Linked DNA regions of Homo sapiens: region 2 is linked to region 1. A link is a loop called in an ENCODE intact Hi-C map of the cell type or tissue named here. Cell type or tissue: transverse colon. All regions are shown on one strand. Region 1 has its middle 6.8 kb from the start of ABCB1. Region 2 has its middle 26 kb from the start of TP53TG1.

Region 1 (4,000 bases):
GAATGATCATTAAAACAAGCTGGTCTAGCTGGTCAAGAGCAAAAATAAAATCAAGATGACAGAAAATTGATGCAAAAGTGAAGTAAAATAGCTAGAGAATATGATTGCGCCTGTCCCCTTAGCATGGATTCCCATGCTAGCCAATCTAAAATCCTCACTGTTAGAATCCTCCTGTCAATATGATAGAATGAACAGCAAGCTCAGTGTCAGAAAACCTGTGTTGTTAACTTGGCCCTCTTTCTAGCTGAATGTGTGTTTTTGGTCAAGTTCTTTGGCATTTCAGAGACTCAGAGTAGTGAAGGAAGTGGATAAGATGACCTCTACATTCTCTTGCAAGCTCAAACATCTATGAATCCAGAGAGAAAAACTAGAGCATGAAATTAAGGTTATTTTAAAGAAATAACCTTAAAATTATTAGTATTCGAGGATCTCCAATATATTCATGGCACCACTCAAAACTTTCCTTCTGCTCTATCCCGTCTTGGCTCAAAGTTATCTCCTTAATGAGGTCTGCCCTGACTATCCTACTTAAAATTGTAAACTTTGCCCACCTGGTACTTCCACTCTCTTTCCCCTGCTCTGTTTTTCACCGTAATACTTTACTCTTTTTAACATACAAAATCACTTATTTACTGTGTTGTTATCTATCTGCCTACTCTTACCATCAAATATAAGTTCTACCTAGGCAGGGATTTTTGTATGTTTTGCTCATGGATATATACGAAGCACTTAGAGTAATATGTGACATATACAGGGTACTTGATTAATACTGTTGAGTGAATGAATGAGTTTCCAATACAAATTTAAAATAAAATATTTCCTAACTTAAAATTGTAAAGTCAGATCTAACCAACTGTTCATTGGTCTGCTAGCAGTGTTTCTTGTATATGGAAATATATTTTAAATAGATATGTCCTGTGAAATAATACTAAGTGTTCTAAAGAAATAAGTGAGTGAACGTTACCTCATTGAACTAACTTGACCTTGCTCCTGGGAGAGAGTTCATTTGAGATTAAACAAGTTCAAAGTCTATGAATCATAAAACGATAAAAAAAACTAAAAGGGAAATGGTGTTTTTATAAGCTCTGCAATTCAAAAGCCATTTCGGGTAATATTGTTATTTTTATGTCAGGAATTCCTCAGTGCTGATATCTTAGGGCAAAGGGTTTGGTTATAAATTAAGAGAATGAGGAAATAGGTACATAGTAGGATTGTTCCAACCAAATATGTGTTGAATGTCAAAGGAATTTCCCTGAGGAATAATCTTCAGAATAATTTGCTAAGCACAGGAGAAAATTTGGCTTATTACTTTATAGCCAGATTTCATTTTTAATTGAAACTTCTTTCAAGCAAATCACTTACTAGTCTATTAACAATAACAACATAAACACAAGTAAACATTCGGAATATAGACATCCAGGTACTAAGCTGATTGCTTTACACTCACTGTCTTATTTTACAAGTAAGGAGTTTTAGTTGCAGCAAAAGAAATAAATTTTCCAATGTCAAATGACCAGAACTTAAACCCAATCTGTTTGGTGCTAAAGCCAATGTTCTTTACTGCAATGTTGGGTTATCTTGTTTCTAAAACTTAAATTTATCAGTAAAAGGCAAAATTTGCTATTATTGAGGACATTAAAATCATATTTTTGTAGACTCTGAGGACAAATCCAACAAAAAAGTTCCAACTATTTCTTGGCAGGCATCATTGAAATTGGTATATAGCTTCCTTGGGTATTGACTTTGAAAAGGAAGTTGGTCACTTTAGATATATAAGTTCAGTCTGTTTGTAAAAACAAAATGAAAACAAAACAGTTGCCTTATATGCTAAAATTATCCTAATCGTTTTCACCTTTAACAACATATACACACAGAACTTGAGGAACTTTACACGGCTCATCTTCATATTGTCAGCATCTAGCAAAGTACTTGCCACATAGTGATCAATAAAAGTTTTAGCCAGCCTGGGCAACATAGTGACAGCCTATCTCTACAAAAAAAAATTAGCCAGGCAAGGTGGCGCACACCTTTGGTCCCAGCTACTTGAGAGGAGGATGTGGGGAGATCCTTTGAATGCAGGAGGTTGAGGCTGCAGTGAGCTGTGATTGCGCCACTGTGCTTCAACCTTGGTGACAGAGCAAGACCCTGTCTCACACACACACAAATTAAGTAAAGAAAAAAAAAAGAATCAAAGAAAAAAATAATTCCCCAGCTTAAGTCCATCTTTATTTGTTTGGATAAGCTATAAAGTGTCAAATAATGCTGTTAATGGACATTTCTCTAGCTCTCCCAAAGGAGGAATTGAGCACATAGTATGTGCTGTATTTTATATACAGAATAAAAATAGAGACAAGATTTCTACCCTCACAGAACTTAAATTCTTCAGGAGAATGACACTGAAGTCCTTAATTGGACTTCTCTCTTCTGTATTATCTTCCTCAAGTGGAGGTATATGGTGCTTAGTTATGAAAAATACCTCCAGGGCTTTGATCTTCTCAATAACTCTTTGAGGCTGATATGAAAACAGTAATTAGAAAAAAACCATGTATCCAACTTATATAGACAGTTGATGACCAAAGCTAGAATCCAGTTATTTCAGCCTCCCATGTATTTTCTTATTACTTAAGGAGAATCTCTATCTCTACCTCTTTCTCTCTTCTTCCTCTCTCACTTTTCTTAGAAACATGGGTAAGATTTTCAGAAATATGAGAAACTTATTAATAAATGAAAAATACTGGGAATTCTCAATGTTTCTTGTTTTAGCCAGTTAATTTTGGCCTTCATTCAATGTGAGTGTCCCTTAATAAGGAGCAAACTCCACTGAGAGATAGATACTAATAACCAGGATTCTGAAAATGCATTCTCATCCCCATCTCCAAACTTTTATAAAAAATATTATAAAATAATACACTTTTAATATAGGAAATTTCTCAAATACAGAAAAAATTAAAGTAAACTCAGACCTAACTTTCATCACTAAAAGATAATCACTCTTGACACTTTGATATCTTTATCTCTAATATTACACCAATTAATTTGCTTGATATAGTGAATATTATGCTATTATAATTTTCCCCTGCCTTTTGTCCTTGCATATTAGCATAGGTATTTTCTGAGGTTATCACAAACTCTGTAAGCACGTTTTATATTACTACTTTTTTAAAGAGGATGTATAATAATTAATTCATCCATATATATGTGGTTAAGTATTCAGGTCACTGCTCATTTTTCACTGTTATAAAATAAAGCAGCAATGAATACCTTTGGCTGATATTTTTTTCTGTACTTGGAATTATTTCTTTAAGATAGATTTCCTAAAATTGAATTACTGAGTCAAACAGACTTAAGTTTTCCTTATGTATGTTTCCTTATTCATTTGAATAATTTTCAACTCCTACTTGTTTATTTAACTCTTGTGAGCATGTGATAGTCTCATTTTTCAAAATATCTTTGCTGTTGTAATTTGCATTTCTTTGTAGTTAGCATGAATATTTCAGTATGTTTTCTTCTGTGTACCAGTATACTACATACTTTTTTATATGAATTGCCTATTTGCATCTTTTGCTCGGTTCTATTAGACCTTTGAATTTTTTCTTATCCATTTATATAAGCTCTTTATATATTAAGAATATTAACCTATTGTGATATTTGCAATAAATAGCTATATGGTTTGTTGTTGGTTTTAAATGTGAATTTATTCAATTTTCTTCATAATTTTGTTGTTTTTATAGATTTCTTTAAAAGTAATAAAATTATTGCCATATTATTATTTATTTTCAATGTCCATTACTAGCCCTTTCCAGTCATCACTTTTACTCTCATGTTCTTAATTTTTATTCATATCTTGGCTCCATTGACCATCTTTATTAGGATATTTGGGAAATAATACAATTTATACTAAACACACATCAAATCTTACCTTATTTTCTTCTTACAAAAACCCTAGGAATATGCTGTTTTTGTCTTTATTTGAATGACACAGAAATCAAGGTTTTTGAGC
Region 2 (4,000 bases), 290 kb after region 1:
CTGGTGATAGCTTCTTTTGCTGTGCAGAAGCTCTTTAGTTTAATTAGATCTCTTTTGTAAATTTTAGCTTTTGTTGCCATTGCTTTTAGTGTTTTAGTCATGAAGTCTTTGTCCCTGCCTATGTCCTGAATGGTATTGCCTAGGTTTTCTCCTAGGGTTTTTTATGGTTTTAGGTCTTATATTTAATTCTTTAATCCATCTTGAGTTAATTTGTATGTAAGGTGTAAGGAAAAGGTCCAGTTTCAATTTTCTGAATATGACTAGCCAGTTTTCCCAGCACAATTTATTAAATAGGGAATCCTTTCCCCATTGCTTGTTTTTGTCAAGTTTGTCAAAGATCAGATGGTTGAAGATGTGTGGTGTTATTTCTGAGGCCTCTGTTCTGTTCTATTGATATATATATTTGTTTTGGTACCAGTACCATGCTGTGTTGGTTACTGTAGCCTTGTAGTATAGTTTGCAGTCAGGTAGCATGATGCCTCCAGCTTTGTTCTTTTTGCTTAGGATTGTCTTGGCTCTGTGGGCCCTTTTTCAGTTCCATATGAAATTTAAAGTAGTTTTTTGTAATTCTGTGAAGAAAGTCAAGGTAGCTTGATGGGGATATAGCACTGAATCTATAAATTGCTTTGGGCAGTATGGCCATTTTCACAATATTGATTCTTCCTATCCATGAGCATGGAATGTTTTTCTATTTGTTTGTGTCCTCTTTTATTTCCTTGAACACTGGTTTGTAGTTCTGCTTGAATAGGTCCTTCACATCCCTTGAAAGTTGTATTCCTAGCTATTTTATTTTCTTTGTAGCAATTGTGAATGGGAGTTCACTCATGATTTGGCTCTCTGTTGGTCTATTATTTGTGTATAGGAATGCTTGTGATTTTTGCACTTTGATTTTGTATCCTGAGACTTTGCTGAAGTTGTTTATCAGCTTAAGGAGATTTTTGACTGAGACGATGGGGTTTTGTAAATATACAATCATGTCATCTGCAAACAGAGAAAATTTGACTTCCTCTTTTCCTATTTGAATACCCTTTATTTCTTTCTCTTGCCTGATTGCCCTGGCCAGAACTTTCAATACTATATTGAATATCAGTTGTGAGAGAGGGCATCCTTATCTTGTGGCGGTTTTCAAAGGGAATGCTTCCAGCTTTTGCCCATTCAGTATGATGTTGGCTGTGGGTTTGTCATAAATAGCTCTTCTATTTTGAGATACGTTCCCTCAATACCTAGTTTATTGAGAGTTTTTAGTGTGAAGGGGTGTTGAATTTTATTGAAGGCCTTTTCTGCATCTATTGAGATAATCATGTGGTTTTTGTCATTGGTTCTGTTTATGTGATGGATTACGTTTATTGATTTGTGTATGTTGAACCAGCCTTTCATCCCAGGGATGAAGCCGACTTGATCATGGTGGATAAGATATTGATGTGCTGCTGGATTTAGTGTGCCAGTATTTTATTGAGGATTTTCGCATCAATATTTATCAGGGACATTGGCTTGAAGTTTTCTTTTTTTGTTGTGTCTCTGCCAGGTTTTGGTATCAGGATGATGCTGGCCTCATAAAATGCATTAGGGAGGAGTCCCTTTTTTTCTATTGTTTGAAATAGTTTCAGAAGGAACAGTACCGGCTCCTCTTTGTACCTCTGGTAGAATTCAGCTGTGAATACATCTGGTCCTGCTAGCTGCAGGAGTTTTTTTCATACCCCAGTGGCACCTAGAACACCAGCAAGACAGAACCATTCACTCCCCTGGAAAGGGGGCTGAAGCCAGGGAGTCAAGTGGTCTAGCTAAGCAGATCCCACCCCCATGGAGCCCAGCAAGCTAAGACCCACTGGCTTGAAATTCTCACCGCGAGCACAGCAGTCTGGGGTCGACCTGGGACGTTGGAGCTTTGTGGCAGGAGAAGCGTCCACCATTACTGAAGCTTGAGTAGGCGGTTTTCTCCTCACAGTGTAAACAAAGCCGCCAGGAAATGTGAACTGGGTGGAGCCCATCACAGCTTGGCAAAGCCGCTGTGGCCAGACTGCCTCTCTAGATTCCTCCTGTCTGGGCAGGGCATCTCTGAAAACAAGGCAGCAGCCTCAGTCAGGGGCTTATAGATCAAACTCCCATCTCCCTAGGACAGAGCACCTGGGGGAAGGGGCAGCTGTGGGTACAGCTTCAGTAGATTTAAATGTCCCTGCATGCTAGCTCTGTGCAGCAGATCTCCCAGCACATTGCTCCACCTCTGCTAAGGGTCAGACTGCTTCCTCAAGTGGATGCCTGACCCCGTGTCTCCTGACTGGGAGACACTTCACAGCAGGGGCCAACAGACACCTCATATAGGAGAGCTCCAGATGGCATCTGATGAATGCCACTCTGGGATAAAGCTTCCAGAGGAAGAAACAGGCAGCAATTTTTTTGCTGTTGTGCAGCCTCTGCTGGTGATACAAGCAAACAGGGTCTGGAGTGGACCTCCAGCAAACTCCAGCAGACCTGTAGCAGAGGAGCCTGGCTGTTAGAAGAAAAACTAACAAACAGAAAGGAATAGCATCAACATCAACAAAAAGGACATCCACTCAGAAACCCCATCCAAAGGTCACCAACATCAAAGACCAAAGGTAGATAAATCCACAAAGATGGGGAGAAACCAGTGCAAAAAGGCTGAAAATTCCAAAAACCAGAACGCCTCTTCTCCTCCAAAGGATCACAACACCTCGCCAGCAAGGAAAAAACTGGATGGAGAATAAATTGGACGAATTGACAGAAGTAGGCTTCAGAAGGTGAGTAACAATAAAAAGCAAAAAACATGCTAAAGGAGCATGTTCTAACCCAATGCAAGAAAGCTAAGAACCTTGAAAAAAGGTTAGAGGAATTGCTAACTAGAATAACCAAAAAATAAATTTGTACTAAAAATAATTTGTTGGTTATATCTGAAATTCAGATTTAACTATGTGTCCTATAGTTTTGTTGTCAAAATCTTGCAATTCTAGTTATGAACAACGTTGAAGTGTAGGTGAATAATCCTAATTTCACAGTTGATGAAACCAAATGAAACAAAGAGATAAATTCCCCAAAGTCACATAATTGAAAAAGGGGCAGAGACATGATCTGAACCCAGATTTGATTCATTGTCACCTCTTCAGTCTCAGCAACCATGAGCAATGTTGAGAAAATGATAGCAAGGAGATGGAGGCATAATTTGTGGACCTGAGGATGGCACTAGCCACCCCCATATTACATCTACAAATATAAGTGGGCACTACAGAGGCACCCTGCTCACCCCTGCCCAGGCTTCCCCAACACATCTGTGAGTCTCCTCTGAATGAAAAAACCAGCTCCATACTTGACTTCATGTTTGTGTTGGTTTTTGAACTTGCTGAGACCTGTCTGACACATCACTTGCCTTTCATTGTGGCTGTGTTCTCTGAGGTCTTAAATCCAGCCTGCCCTTTAGATCTCAATACCTGGCAGGCCACCTCCACCCAAGCTTCTTGATAGCGCGGGAAGAGGGAGGTAAATGAGAGACCCCAAGACTGGGCTAGCTGGCTGCTGGCTGTTGAGACATTCCCAGCAGAGATTAATAGTATGAATACTAATACAAAGAATAGCTACCATTCATTAATACTTGATAGTATTAATACAATCAGCAGCTTCCCCATCCTTGCACTGCTGAATCTTTTATGTACATTATCACATGTAATCCTCTCAGTAGTCCTAGCAGATGATACTATTATCCCCATTGTACAGGTTTAGGAAAGTGAGCAACTTGCCCCAAATCATCCAACAGAGCTAAAATTCCTGTCTAATTTGGCCTGCCCCCAAGTCTCTGCTCCTACCTTTGATGTACAGCTTTGTCAGCTGTCCCAGAATGTCAGGAAACAACCCAGAGGCTGTGGCTGCTGCTGCTTGCAGCTACTCGCAGCTACTCCAGCTTCCTTGTACTTCAGAGAGCACAAGGAAGGTCAGGAATTTAAATGAGCTCCTCTCTGCCTGGGCTTGCCATCCCTGCATGTGAAGAGGTTGT

What was found. Peaks named below come from ENCODE experiments on the same cell type or tissue, not always from the same donor. Only the 100,000 strongest peaks of a DNase experiment are listed, where the experiment ranks them.
Region 2: a loop joins it to region 1, with 9 times the contacts of the local background. A loop is called at or near these places in 2 of 110 quality-filtered maps.

The regions. Positions count from the first base shown.
Region 1 is chr7:87,605,722-87,609,721 of GRCh38, reverse strand. It overlaps a transcript of ABCB1 not described here. Among named protein-coding and RNA genes, the nearest start is that of ABCB1, 6.8 kb to the right of the region's middle. In transverse colon, no CTCF peak of the experiment used is centred here; no DNase peak of the experiment used is centred here; H3K27me3 peaks cover 1,200 bases.
Region 2 is chr7:87,317,257-87,321,256 of GRCh38, reverse strand. No RefSeq gene overlaps it. Among named protein-coding and RNA genes, the nearest start is that of TP53TG1, 26 kb to the left of the region's middle. In transverse colon, no CTCF peak of the experiment used is centred here; a DNase peak (open chromatin) is centred at 1,986; H3K4me3 peaks cover 661 bases; H3K27ac peaks cover 896 bases.